Linked DNA regions of Homo sapiens: region 1 is linked to region 2. A link is an interaction called in ENCODE POLR2A ChIA-PET data of the cell type or tissue named here. Cell type or tissue: Caco-2. All regions are shown on one strand. Each heading gives the region's core, and the rest is flanking DNA. Links, peaks and the distances in the headings are about the cores only.

Region 1 (9,295 bases), core at 350-5,349, 180 kb after region 2:
CTCAGTTGGAGGACTACAGTGTGTTCAGTTAAGTGTTTTATTTGCAAAGGTCATGGCAGGATTAGGAAAGTAGCATCAGTCCCTTTTTTAGAGAGGAAGATTGAGGTTGGCGTGGAGAGATGAACAGCTTGCTCACAGTACCAGCTCAAGGAGATGAAAATGTACATGGCCTCACCAACATTGCCTTTGTCTCTGCTGACCCTTCGGTAAAATCAAGGTTAAAAAAAAAAAAGTGAGATATTATAAAATTACAAAAAAGAAAGTCTGGCGATATTATCTGTATATCCATTTATAATAAAACTTAGGGTTTTCCTGCTTTTATATTCATTTAAGTTCAGTAAATGTGCAAAGATCTTTCCAGGGATGGACATTGTATAAATTGTTCTGATTCTTGACAAGTTACCAGAAGGCATTGTAATTCTGTCATTATAAAGAGAACAGAAGTTGTGATGTCACTTCCTGAGAGCATTTGCAAGAACAAATGTGATATTTATGTCAAATAATGACATAATGCAAAAGAAAAGCCAAATGACAGCTTACCCTTGTGGCTATATGCCGGCCAGCGCCTCCAAAACAGGAAGTGGAGAACTGTGAGTCATTCGAGGGAGTGTGGTGGTGAAAAAGAGGAGAAAAGTCCTTCCAGAACAGTCATATTCCAAACAGCCACAGCTGCTTCTTTAACATCACATGGCTAATTACCAGCAGGCAGGGTGGTTTTCCTAAGCCTGACTACCTGGTTTGAGCTGGGGGGCAGCAGCTTTGCCAGTGTGTGAGACAGGCCTGAGTCTGCTTTGTGCACCATTTAGGGACAGTGTCTTGGGGTACATAATGGAGCAAGGTCCCTGGGACCAAGTCTCTGCTGAGGTTGCTGATGTTAGGCAGAGGATGGAGCCTGTTGCTGGGTTCCCTTAATGCTCGTGTCTCCCACATTGCCAGATTATAGGAATCACCTGGGAGCTTTACCAGCGATACAGATTCCCAGAATCTACTCCTAGAGATTTCGATTCAGTAGGTCGGTATGAGGTCGGGGAATTTGTATAATAATCAAGCAACACAGGTGATTACGGTCAGGCTAATTGGGGAGCTGATTCATACTCTGTCGATGATGCCTCTAGTGAGCAATGTACGGAACCAAATGGGCACAGGTGAGCCTCGACCTTGCTCTTGACCACCACCACCTGCATGGAAAGATGAGAGGGATTTAAAGATGTACTTATGGACCGCATGGAGGTGCTGCAACATTTACTTTCTTACCTGTGGCTATGATGTAGGGATGTCTTCAAGTCTCCCGGCAAGTTTGTTGTTACAGGTGTTCCCCATAGGCAGTGGATGCTTAATAAATGTTTACTGGTGGTGACAACTTATTGCCCTGTGGGTTTTACTTTATCTCTTTTGTAGAAAGCCCTTGGCTGAAAGTGAGCCAAGACTTTATGAAAATCAGGACCCTGGGCCAGGCACAGTGGCTTACGCCTGTAATCCCAGCCCATTGGGAGGCAGAGGTGGGCACACAGGGCAGTGATACGTGCAACAACTTCCCCCAGCTAAAGAGGTCAGGAGTTCAAGACCAGCCTGGCCAACATGGTGGAACACCATCTCTACTAAAAATACAAAAAAAATTAACCGGGCATAGTGGCGAGTGCCTGTAGTCTTGGCTACTCAGGAGGCTGAAGCAGAAGAATCGCTTGAACCTGGGAGGTAAAGGTTGCAGTGAGCTGAGATCACACCACTGCACTCCAGCCTGGGCAGCAGAGCAAGACTCCCTTCTTAAAAAAGAAAAGAAAAGAAAGAAAATCAGGGCCCTGAGGATACCTAGGATGTTTGGGAACCTGGTGGGGGGAGACTTTCCATATCCAACACCCACTGTGGAGGAGGGCTCCCTCTTCTTAACCTAGTGATTCATGGGCTCTTAGGAAGCAGGAGATAGGGCGTTTGACATGTGAAGCAGGAAGTTCAAATTTACTGGTAAAATAGAATTACATGGCCTAATGAGTTTTGGAAATTACCCTAATTATATTTCACGCTGATGTATGCTTTTCCTCTTTTCCGAAATTTCAACTCAAGAATCATTCATTGCTGGTGGCGGAGGGGCGGGGCAGGGCGGGGGTTGGGGAGCTATCATTTCCAAAGAACTGTGCAAGGATTTGCAAGAATACAAGTCAGTCGTTCAGATCCCTGCTATCAAGCCTGACAGAGACAGCAGATGCTCAACATGGTACTAGAGGCAGGAGCTAAGTACCAGATAGATGGGAATAGAAGGGAAGTGTGATTCATTCTCAGTGCATTTTTATTCTCACACGTCCTTTCACTGCCAGGCTTTCTATTTGATGGGACAAATAATGAAACACATAACAAAAACAATACCCATTTGTTAGTGTGTTTTTCTGTCCACAATTGGGGAACAGTTTTTACAGTGCATACATGACATATTACTGTTCTGGCTGTTTCAGGGTGTTGTCAGACTAGATTAACTCATGGTGACTCTGCACTCTTGGCGTCTCATTTATTTCACATGAACTTTGGTATCAGCCCATGAACTGTAGGGGATGTAAATCACATGAGTTCTGTTTCAGGTCACCGCATGACTGTCTGCAGCCTTTTTTCCGGACTTAGTACATTCACTGTGGTAGGCACTCGGTCTCCATGTGACTGCTAACCCTTTCCACAGTTGGGCTTTATTTGCCCACGTGAAAATCACTGATCAGGTCAATTTTATGACACACACACAGGGCAGTGATACTTGCAACAACTTCTCCCAGCGAAAGAGGATGTACTTGGCATCTCTCTGCAGCCAGAACTTGGAGAGGTCCCTTGCCCTGTGTCGTCTGGCATTAACCCTTTAGGTTCAAACTGGAATTCCATGATGGTTGGAGCCATCAGACTGTAAATCCCACATGGGCCCGGACTTTTTCTTGCCTAGTGTCGTGTCTCCAGTGCCTAGAAAGAGGCTTATTTCAGCTGGGCGCAGTGGCTCACGCCTGTAATCCCAGCACTCTGGGAGGCCGAGGCGGGTGGATCATGAGGTCAAGAGATCGAGACAAGCCTGGCCAACATGGTGAAACCCCATCTCTACTAAAAATACAAAAGTTAGTTGGGCGTGGTGGCATGCACCTGTAGTCCCAGCTACTTGGGAGGCTGAGGCAGGAGAATTGCTTGAACCTGGGAGATGGAGGTTGCAGTGAGCCGAGATTGCACCACTGTACTCCAGCCTAGTGACAGAGCAAGACTCCATCTCAAAAAAAACAAAAAACAAAAAAACAAAGAAAGAGGTTTGTCTCATAGCAGGTGCTCAATAAATATGAATGAATGAATGAACTCCCCATGCAAGGGTCTGATGGACACTTCTCCTTTTTTCTTCCAGTTCATATCAGGTGTTAGTGCTTCCCCTGGCCCTCCAAAGCACATTTTCTTGTGATTCTGAAGGCGCTTCCTCCTTCTTTAGCAACGCCTCTGATGCTGATGGATACGTGGCTGCAGAACTACTGGCCAAAGATGTTCCAGATGATGCCATGGAGATACCTATAGGAGACAGGCTGTACTATGGGGAATATTATAATGCACCCTTGAAAAGAGGGAGTGATTACTGCATTATATTACGAATCACAAGTGAATGGAATAAGGTATCTTTCTTTCCAAGCTCTTGTGAACTCTGTATTTTCTTCTTCGTATGACATTTAAATGTTTGAACATTTATTTTCCAAGTATATGAGAGGGTCACTGCATGTAACAATCACAAAATGTTTGTGAATACTTTGCCTTTATGAAGAAGGGACAGGTGAAACCCTTACAGATGATATGGATTCTGAACCACCTGGGGACCTTGCTGAATCAACATTTGGACTGACCTGGTTTTGTTTTTACTCTTAAGCTTTACAGATGCCCTCATTCTATTGCACTGCTGAAGTCTAAGTTGGAAAGAAACATCTAGATTCTCTGTTAACTTCCTTGTGCCCCTGCCAGGCTGCTGCTTCTCTCATTCTCCTGGGAAGCCGAAGATTAAGCACAGCACTCGGCTGTTTTTTGCTTACATCCCTTCCGCAGCTATGGCATAGGTCCCACTTTCCCTTCTACAGTCCTTAGAAAGCTCTTCCAGCAGTGGTTCTTTCCTGAGACGTGGAACTCAATATTCATTAGATAATTAGGAAACATCATGGAGCTGCATTAATCAGTCAGGGATGGAAGATCTGGAAGAACCATTGTGATGGTTGACCTAGGAGAACCCTAAGCTTGTTGTAAATTCATATGGGCCAGTAATGAAAACTAGAAGGATTATATTAATACTAATACAAGCAGCTCTTGACTGATGAATTTGAGATAAAAGTATGTTATCATCTTGAGTGTAAGGTTTATCACATATTTAAAACTGAGACACTCTATTAAATTCTGTGTGGGATGCAAATGTAATGTGTCATGAACATGCTTGCTATGAAACCAATAGTTACTTGTAAGAATGTTCAAGTATCAAAGATGTCTAGCAGCGCTTTGTGACAATAATGGAGGAATAAAGAAAGGAAAGTTAAAGCCCAGAAATATATTGCCCTGAACTTACCAAAAAGGTATTTACAGCTTAGACAAGGCCTTTTCATTAGAAAATTACTTGGGGTTTCTGACTTGGAGTTTTTAGCCATAGACAAAACACTGGCAGTACAACATGAGTGCAATTTAGAGATGGTTCAGAGATCTACTGTCCTAGATTAAGACTTTGGTTGGGGAGGGTATATTAGTCAACTTGGGCTGCTATAGTGAAATATGGTAGACTGGGTAGCTTAGGCAACAGACATTTATTTCTCACAGTCTGTGCTGGGAAGCCCAAGATCAAGGTGCCAGCTGATTCAGTTCCCCAGTGAGGACTCTCTTCCTGGCTTGTGGACAGCTGCCTTCTTACAGTGTCCTCACGTGGTGGGGATGGAGTGGGGAGGGGAGAGCTCTGATTGCTCTTCCTCTATTTATTAGGACACTTATCCCATCGTGAGGGCTCCAGGCTTATAATCTCTTCTGAATCTATTTCTCTCCCAAAGATCCTGCCTCCAAATACCATCACATTGTAGGTTAGGGCTTCGACATTTGAATTTGGGGCAGGGGTTGGGTGGTGAGCAAGGGGCATAGACATTTAATTCATAACAGAGGGAATGAAGTTGGAGGTTAGGACAAGAATTCCGGTTTATTAGCCAGGCATGGTGGTATGTACCCATAGTCCTAGCTACTTGGGAGGCTGAGGCAGGAGATTTCTTGAGCCTGGGAGGCAGATGTTGCACTGAGCTGAGATCATGCCACTGCACTCCAGCCTGGGCAACAGAGTGAGACCCTGTCTCACACACACACACACACACACACACAAAGAATTCTGGTTCATAGGAAACTTTCCTGTGATGTCATTGATACTCTCTTTCATGTAGCTGAACAGAAGAATATGTGGTTATTCTTTAGGATGTTAAAGGAGATGAAAGGGCTTTGAAAACATTTATATTTGGATCTACATATTTAAATTGCGATGACTTTCCCATGGGTTTCAACTGTATTTGTGTGACAATTACAATAAAATCAGTAGTGATTTAATTTTAATTTTTAATTGTGATAAAACATATACAATATAAAATTTACTGTCTTAACCATTTTAAAGTGTAGTTCAGTGGCATTAAGTTCATTCACATTGTTGTGCAACCAGCGTCCAAAACTCTTTTTATCTTGCAGAACAAACTTTATACCCATTAAATGACTCCCCATTCCTTCCTTCCACAGCCCTTGGCAACCAACATTCTACTTTCTGTCTTTTTTTTTTTTGAGGCAGAGTCTTGCTCTGTTGCCCAGGCTGGAGTGCAGTGGCACGATCATAGCTCACTGCAGCCTCAACCCCCGGGGCTCAAACAATACTGGTGCTTCAGCTGCCTGAGTTAACTTGGACCACAGGTGTGCACCATCATGACTGGCTAATTTTTAATTTTTATTTCTTGTAGAGATAGAGTCTCTCCATGTTGCCCAGGCTGGTTCCAAACTCCCAGGCTCAAGTGATCCTCCCACCTTGACCTCCCAAAGTGTTGGGATTACAGGCATGAGCCATCACGCCCAGCCCTACTTTCCATCTTTATGAATTTGACTACTCTAGGTACCTCATATAAGTAGGATCATTCAGTATTTTCTTTTTGTGACTGGCTTATTTCATTTAGCCTAAAGTCTTCTAGGTTCACCCATGTTGTGGCATGTGTCAGAATTTCCTTCCTTTTTAAGACTGAATAATATTCCATTATATGAGTATACCACGTTTGCTTATTCATTTATTCATGGATGAATAATGGGATATTTTCCACCTTTTGGCTATTACGAATAATGCTGCTGTGAACATTGGTATGCAAATATCTGTTTCAGCCCCTGCTTTCAGTTCTTTTGTGTATATACCTGAAGTGGAATTGCTTGATCAAATGATAATTCTATGTTTAATTTTTTGAGGAACTACCATACTGTTTTCCATAGTGCTATACCATTTTCCATTCCCACCAGCAGTGCGTAGGGCTTCCAATTTGTCCATGTCCCTGCTAACACTTACTGTTTTCTGTTTTCTTTTCTTATAATAGGCATCCTATTATAAGGTAGGGTGTGAGGTGACATCTTTTGTTTTGGAAGTGGGGGATGGGGTCTCACTTTGTTTACCAGGCTGAAGTGCAGTGGCCCAATCACAGGTCACTGCAGCCTTGACCTCCCTGGGGTCAGATGATCCTCTCACCTCAGCCACCTGAGTAGCTGGGACTACAGGTGCATGCCATCACACCCGACTAATTTTTCCATTTTTCATAGAGACAGGATTTTGCCATGTTTCCCAGGATGGTCTTGAACTCTTGGGCTCAAGCGATCCACCTGCCTTGGCTTCCCAAAGTGCTGGGATTATAGGCATGAGCCACCACTCCCAGCATGAGATGGCATCTTATTGTGGTTTTGGTTTGCATTTCCCTAATGACAAGTGATGCTGACCATGTTTTCATGGGCTAATCGGCCATTTGTGTGTCTTCTTTAGAGAAATGTCTATTTAAGTCCTTTGCTCATTTTTGAATTGGGTTGTTTTTGTTTTTGTTAAATTTTAAGAGTTCTCCATACATTCTGGATATTACTGTAATCCCTTGTGAAATACGTGATTTGCAAATATTTTCGCCCATTCTGTGGGTTGCACTTTTACTATACATAGTGTCCTTAGATGCATAAAAGCTTGAAATTTTGATGATGATCAGTCTGTCTATTTTTTCTTTTGTTGCCTGTGTCTTGTCATATCCAAGAAGTCATTGAGAAATCCGGTTTCAGGAAGCTTTTTGTTGTCTTCTAAGAGTTTTATAATTTGAGGTCTTATATTTAGGTTTTTGATCCATTTTGAGTTAATTTTTTATATGATATTAGGTAAGGGTCCATATTCATTCTTTTATATGTAGATATCCAGTTTTCCTAGTACCATTTGTTGAAAAAACTTTTTTTTTTTTTGAGACAGTGTTTCAGTTTGTCACCCAGGCTGGAGTGCAGTGGTGCAATCATGGCTCACTGCAGCCTCGACCTCCTGGGCTCAGGTGATCCTCCTGCCTCAGCCTCTCAAGTAGCTGGGACTACAGCTGTGCACCACCATGCCTGGCTAATATTTAAAAATTATTTGTAGAGATGGGGTCTCCCTGTGTTGCCCAGGCTGGTCTCAAACTCCTGGGCTTAAGCGCTTCTCCTATCTCAGCCTCCCAAAGTACTGGGATTACAGGTGTGAGCCAGTGTGCCCAGCCTGAAAAAACTGTCTTTTCCCTATTGAATGGTCTTGGCACTCTTGTTAACTATTATTTGACATATATGCAAGGGTTTATTTCTAGGTTCTCTATGCTGTTCCATTGGCCTATATGTCTGTCTTTATGTCACTACCACACTGTTTTGTTTACTGTAGTTTTGTAGTAAATTTTGAAATCAGGGAGTGTGAGTCTTCCAATGCCCCATTTTGTTTTTCCCTTTGTGTATCTGTCCCAGTAAATAGCATTGCCATGCCTCCCATTGCTAAGACAGAAACCTGTAAATAGTTCTTGTCTCTTCCTTCTTTCTTACCTTCTTATCCAGATCATCAGCAAATCATGTCAATTCTACCAACTTAATTCTGTTTAAAATCATTCTTTCCTCTCCTTTGTCTGCACTGCTCAGACTTTGTCATCTCTTGCCTGAACATCACTTTTCTACCACATCTTTCTGTCTCTTATTCTACCCGTCTCCTTGCTTCATACCACTGCCAGCATGAGTTTTATAAAATGCAAGTATGATCCAGGCATTTCAGTTTAATAAGCTCCCTTCTTCACCTGGCCCCTGCCAGTTTCTCTCCTTTGATATACTCCATTCCCCCAAATGGCCTTGCTATTTGAAGTCCCTTCCATTCTCCAGTGTCTTGAAATATGTTCTTTACTGGTTATTCTTGCACATTACCTTCCATTTCTAATATCTGCACTTAGCATCAAAGCAAATGTTAGTCACATTCAAACGCTTATGGCTATTTTAAGCTTTTCTCAGATTTTTTTTTTTTTTTTTTTTTTTTTGAGACGAAGTCTCATTCTGTTGCCCAGGCTGGAGTGCAATGGTGTGGTCTTGGCTCACTGCACCTCCGCCTCCTGGGTTCAAGTGATTCTCCTGCCTCAGCCTTCCAAGTAGCTGGGAGTACAGGCGCCCACCACCACACCTAGCTAATTTTTATATTTTCAGTAGGGATGGGGTTTCACCATGTTGGCCAGGCTGGTCTCGAACCCCTGACCTCAGGTGATCTGCTCATCTCAGCCTCCCAAAGTGCTGGGATTACAGGTGTGAGCCACTGTGCCCAGCAGCTTTTCTCAGAATTTTTAAGCTTAAATTAAAAAAAAAATTAATAAAATCCAAACCAGAATGCCCAAGGCTGTCATTTGAAAGAGACTCTCCTAATGACATTGGAAGGATCCTCCTCTAACCCTCACCGTGCAGCTTCCTCTGGGGAATATTTTCAAGTCTTATATAGAGCAAGTCCCCAGCATTTGTAACAGGTAAATAAGCATATCATAATGACAGGGGGGAAGAGATATTCATTCCACTGAATCTATAGATTTCTTCTACTATGGATGAGCTTTCATATATGTTCCTGTTGCTTTCTTCCCGGTTCATGGACACATTTTGGGTAACTGACGTTGCTAAGTGACATCTAGATAGATGAAGTATTATATACTGGGACTTCTCATAGCTTTGCCTCTAACATGCATCACTACTTCTTGCTGAACCTTCTGAACGTGTGACCTCAGAATCCTTTTCAGCATAATTCTCTAGGCGGTCCATGCCA
Region 2 (5,000 bases), core at 1-5,000:
AATCAGCCATTTCTTCAATGAGCCCTGGTTTCTTTTAGGGGAAAATGGTATTTAAAAATCAATACCTAAACATTAGATGTGCTCATTGACAATAGGGCATGACTAAATGGACATGACTAGGACATGTGTCTATGTTTGCTTCATAAATATATGTTTCTGTGTGTGTGTGTGTGTTTTAAAAAACAAATTTTAACTGAAAATCCTGATTCCTGTCCAGCACCCTTTACATATTGGTAACTCTTCAAGAATAAGAAATGTGATTCCTATTAGCCTCAACATGTTTACTTATTTGCTCAATCTTAGATTACACAGAAGTGGTTTCGGAATTGCAAACACATACTACTAACTTTAGTTTTTGTTTGTTTGTGTTTTTGAGGCAGAGTCTCGCTCTGCCCAGGCTGGAATGCAGTGGTACAATCTGGGCTCGCTGCAGCCTTTGCCTCCTGGGTTCAAGCAGTTCTCATGCCTCAGCCTGCGAGTAGCTGGGACTACAGATGTGCACCACTACACCCGGCTAATTTTTTTGTATTTTTTGTAGAGACAGGGTTTTGCCATGTTGGCCAGGCTGGTCTTGAACTCCTGACCTCAAGTGATCTGCCCGCCTCGGCCTCCCAAAGTGCTGGGATTACAGGTATGAGCTACTGTGCCCGGCTGAGCTTAGTACTTACAAGACTTGTTTTTCTGGGCATTGCTACAATGGTCTAGTTGTCTCCTTTTGTCATTACCAGAAGTTTGAATCTCTGCTAAAGTCTTTTTTATCTTGTTCTTCTTCAAGACTATCTTGGCAATTCTTGACCATTTGTATTTCTTAAGCATTTTAAGATCAGCTTGTTGAGTTCCAAAAAAAAAAGCAGCAGCAGTAGCTATTGGGGTTTTGATTGGGATTACATTGAATTTACAAATGAGTTGAAGATAATTGACATCATTACAATAGAATCTTCCAGTCTTTGAACATTGTGCATCTGTCCATTCATTTGGACTTTTTTTATTTTTTTATTTTTTGAGACAGGGTTTTGCTCAGTCGCCTAGGCTGAAGTGCAGTGGTGCACTCATGGTTCACTGCAGCCTCGACCTCCAGGCTCAGGCAGTCCTCCCACCTCAGCCTCCTGAGTAGCCAGGACCACAGGCACACATCACCATGCTCTGCTAATTAAAAAAAAAATTTTTTTGTAGAGGTAGGGTCCCTCTGTATTACCTAGATTGGTCTAAAACTCCTGGTCTCAAGTGATCCTCCAAACTCTGCTTCCCAAAGCACTAGGATTACCAGCGTGAGCCACTGCAGCCTGGATGTTTGTTCATGTCTCTCAGTAAAGTTGGGTGACTTTTCTCCTTAAAGATTTGCACATTTTTTGTTGCACTTATTCCTGAGAACTTTTTTTTTTTTTTTTTTGAGACAGAGTCTCACTCTGTTGCCCAGGCTGGAGTGCAGTGTCATGATCTCGGCTCACTATAACCTCTGCCTCCCAGGTCCAAGCAATTCTCTTGCCTCAGCCTCCCGAAGCTGGGACTACAGGCGCATGCCACCATGGTTTTTGTATTTTTAGTAGAGATGGGGTTTCATCGTCTTAGCTAGGATGGTCTTGATCTCCTGACCTCGTGATCCACCTGTCTCGGCCTCCCAAAGTGTTGGGATTACAGGTGTGAGCCACTGTGCCCTGCTATTCCTGAGAACTTCTTACTTTTACTTTTATTTTACATGGCATAGTGTGGTGTCTAAGAACCATACTTTTTGTATTCTGATTCTGGACCTATTATTTATGAGCTGTGTAATCTTGGGCAAGTTACTTAACTACTCTGCATTTCTCTTTCTTTCTATGTGTAATGTGTAACAGTTCTTAACTGGTAGGGTTGTGAAGATTAAATGTGCTCATGTACATGAAGAGTTTAAAATGATACCTAACATAAGCCCAATGTAAGTTTGAAGTATCATTACTGTTTTGTTTTCTAACTGTTGGTAATACAGAAGTACAACATTATTATCTCTTGATTTCATAACTCAGAAACCCTGATAAACTCTTATGAATTCCAGTAATTTGCCCGTGGATTCTTTTTACATTTCAGTACACATAGTCATATCATCTACAGATAATGTCAGTTTATATCCTTTCTTCTAATCCCTGGGGCTTTTTTTATTTTTTGAGACAGAGTCTCGATCTGTTGCCCAGGTTGGAGTGCAGTTGCACAATCTTGGCTCACTGCAACCTCTGCCTCCCGGGTTCAAGCAATTCTCATGCCTCGGCCTCCTGAGTAGCTGGGATTACAGGTGCCTGCCACCACGTCTAGCTAATTTTTTGAATTTTTAGTAGAGATGGGGTTTCACCGTGTTGGCCAGCCTGGTCTCAAATGCCTCACCTCAAGTGATCCACCCACCTTGGTCCCCCAAAATACTGGTATTACAGACGTGAGCCACCTCGCCTGGCCTAATCCCTGGGACTTTAATTCTTTTTCTTGTTTAACTAAGATAGACCAAACTTCTAAAATTAATATAGAAATGGGAAAAGAAAGCATTTAGAGTAGAGCTGCTGAAAACTGTTTTTTTTTTTTTTTTAAGCTGTAAGACTTAATATAGAGCTGCAGTAATCAAGCCAGTTTGGTAATGTCAGAAGGATAGATATATAGATTAATGGAGCATATTAGAGAGGCTAGAAATAGATCCACAGATGTGGTCAATTGATTTTCAACAAAGTTGCCAATCTAATCCACTAGGGAAAGGGAAAGTCTTTCAACAAGTCGGTTTTGTATAAGTGGATATTGGTATTGGGGATAAAAAGTATTAACCATTATCCTGTCCATACTGACAAATTAAATTGAAATGGATCTTAGTCCTGTATGTAAAATTTGTTGCGTGGACCTGTAGTTCCAGCTATTCAGGAGGCCGAGGTTGAAGGATCACTTGAGCCCAGGAGTTCTGGGCTATAGTGCTCCGTGCTGATCAGATGTCTACACTTAAGTTCGGCATCAATATCGTGACTTCCCAGGAGAGGAGGTCCACAAGGTTGCCTAAGGAAGGATGAACTGGTCCAGGTCAGAAACAGAGGAGGTCAAAACTCCCATGTAGATCAGTAGTGGTAGTGTGCCTGTGAATAGCCACTGCACTCCAGCCTGGGCAACATAGCAAGACCCTGTCTCTTAAAAACAAATACACTTATACCTATAAAATTTCCAGAAGAAGACATAGGAGAAAATCTTTGTAACTTGGAGATATGCAAAGTTTATTAGACCACAGAAAGCACAAACCATAAAAGGAAATAATTTACATATTGTAAATTATTTTAGTGCTCCGCTGCTTGAAAGATAAAACCAAAAGGCAAACATTACTCACTCCAAGTTGGCAAAACCTCTGGCTCCTACCTAGCCTGGTGATCTGTGAAATTTAAAAATGTTGCTGGGTGCAGTGGCCAGCACACCTGTAGTTCCTGTTACATGGGAGGCTGAGGCAGGAGGATTGTTTGAGCTGAGGCTTGAGTGTGCTCTAATCAAGCCTGTGAATAGCTGCTGTACTCCATTTCGGGCAACACAGTCAGACCCCATCTCTAAAAAATATATAAATAAATTAATTAAAATGTGATTTAATATTAGGTGTTAATTAAACACAAATGTTCATAGCAGTTTTATTTATAATAGCCAAAATCTAGAAGTATTCTACTAACAGTTGAATAGATAAAAGTGGTCCTTCTATGCAATCAAGTACTATTCAGCAATAAAAAGGAATAAAGTAGTGATAAAGGCAAAGGGATTATGCTGAACAAGAGAAGCCAGACAGAAGGGAACACCTATTCTATAATTCTGTTTGTATATATTTCTATAAAATGCAAACTAATCTATAGTGTGAGAAAGATCAGTGGTTGCCTGAGGACAAGGTTTGGAGAGAGGGAGATTGCAGAGGGACATGAGAAAATTTTCAGGAATGATGGGAATATTTGTTATCTTGATTGTGATGATAATTTCACATGCTTTAAATATACAGTCATGTATTGCTTAACCACAGGGATACGTTCTGAGAAACGTGTCATTAGGTGGTTTTGTTGTGTACTTAAACAAACATAGATGTTATAGCCTACTAAACACCTAGACTGTATGGCATGTTACCATAATGTATACTATAGGCAGCTATAACATATGGTAAGTATTTGTGTATCTAAACATAGAAAGGGTACAGTAAAAATACAGTATAAAAGATCAAAATGGTACACCTGTATAGGGCACTTCCTATGAGTAGAGGTTGCAGGACTGGAAGTAATATTTTTATTTCCTTAATAATAAATTAGCCTTAGCTTGCCCAGGCATGGTGGCTCACCCTGTAATCCCAGCACTTTGGGAGGCCAAGGCAGGTGGATCACTTGAGGTCCAGAGTTTGAGACCAGCCTGGCCAACATGATGAAACCCCATCTGTACTAAAAATACAAAAATTAGCTGGGTGTGGTGTAGGGCTTCTGTAATCCCAGCTACTTGGGAGGCTGAGGCAGGAGAATTGCTTGAACCCAGGAGGCGGAGTCTGCAGTGAGCCCAGATTGTGCCACTGCACTCCAGCCTGGGCGACAAAGTGAGACTCCATTTAAAAAAATAATAATAAAATAAAAAACAAACAAATAAATAAAATAACCTTAGCTTACTACAACTTTCTAACTTCATAAACTCTTAATTTTATTTTTAACTTTTGACTCTTTCGTAATAATACTTACCTTGAAACACAAGCACATTGTGTAGAAAATATTTTTGTTTACAAGCTGTTCAAAAATATTTTTTCTTCGTAGCCTTATTCTGTAAACTTTTTTCTATTAAACTTTTTTCAACTTTTAGTTTTTTGTTAAAAACTAAGACACATACACACGTTAGCCTAGGCCTACACAAGGTCAGGATTGTCAATATCACTGTCTTCTACTTCTACATCTTGTCCCACTGGAAGGTCTTCAGGGACAGTAAACATGCATGAAGCTGTCATCTCCTATAATGACAATACTTTCTTATGGAATACCTCCTGAAGGACCTGCTTGAAGCTG

Evidence for each region. ChIA-PET counts read pairs that join two places held together with the same protein. Peaks named below come from ENCODE experiments on the same cell type or tissue, not always from the same donor. Only the 100,000 strongest peaks of a DNase experiment are listed, where the experiment ranks them.
Region 1: POLR2A ChIA-PET joins it to region 2 with 5 read pairs; 2 of 35 experiments call an interaction of 5 or more read pairs at or near these places.

Annotation. Positions count from the first base shown.
Region 1 is chr9:112,052,750-112,062,044 of GRCh38, reverse strand. SUSD1 (sushi domain containing 1) reads left to right here. Exons shown (of 17, transcript NM_022486.5): 14 at 3,359-3,617. Among named protein-coding and RNA genes, the nearest start is that of LINC02977, 17 kb to the right of the region's middle. In Caco-2, for the core only: no CTCF peak of the experiment used is centred there; a DNase peak (open chromatin) is centred at 2,607.
Region 2 is chr9:112,240,680-112,245,679 of GRCh38, reverse strand. The region is part of intron 7 of PTBP3 (polypyrimidine tract binding protein 3); the gene reads left to right. It also overlaps the pseudogene RN7SL57P. Among named protein-coding and RNA genes, the nearest start is that of SUSD1, 68 kb to the right of the region's middle. In Caco-2, for the core only: no CTCF peak of the experiment used is centred there; no DNase peak of the experiment used is centred there.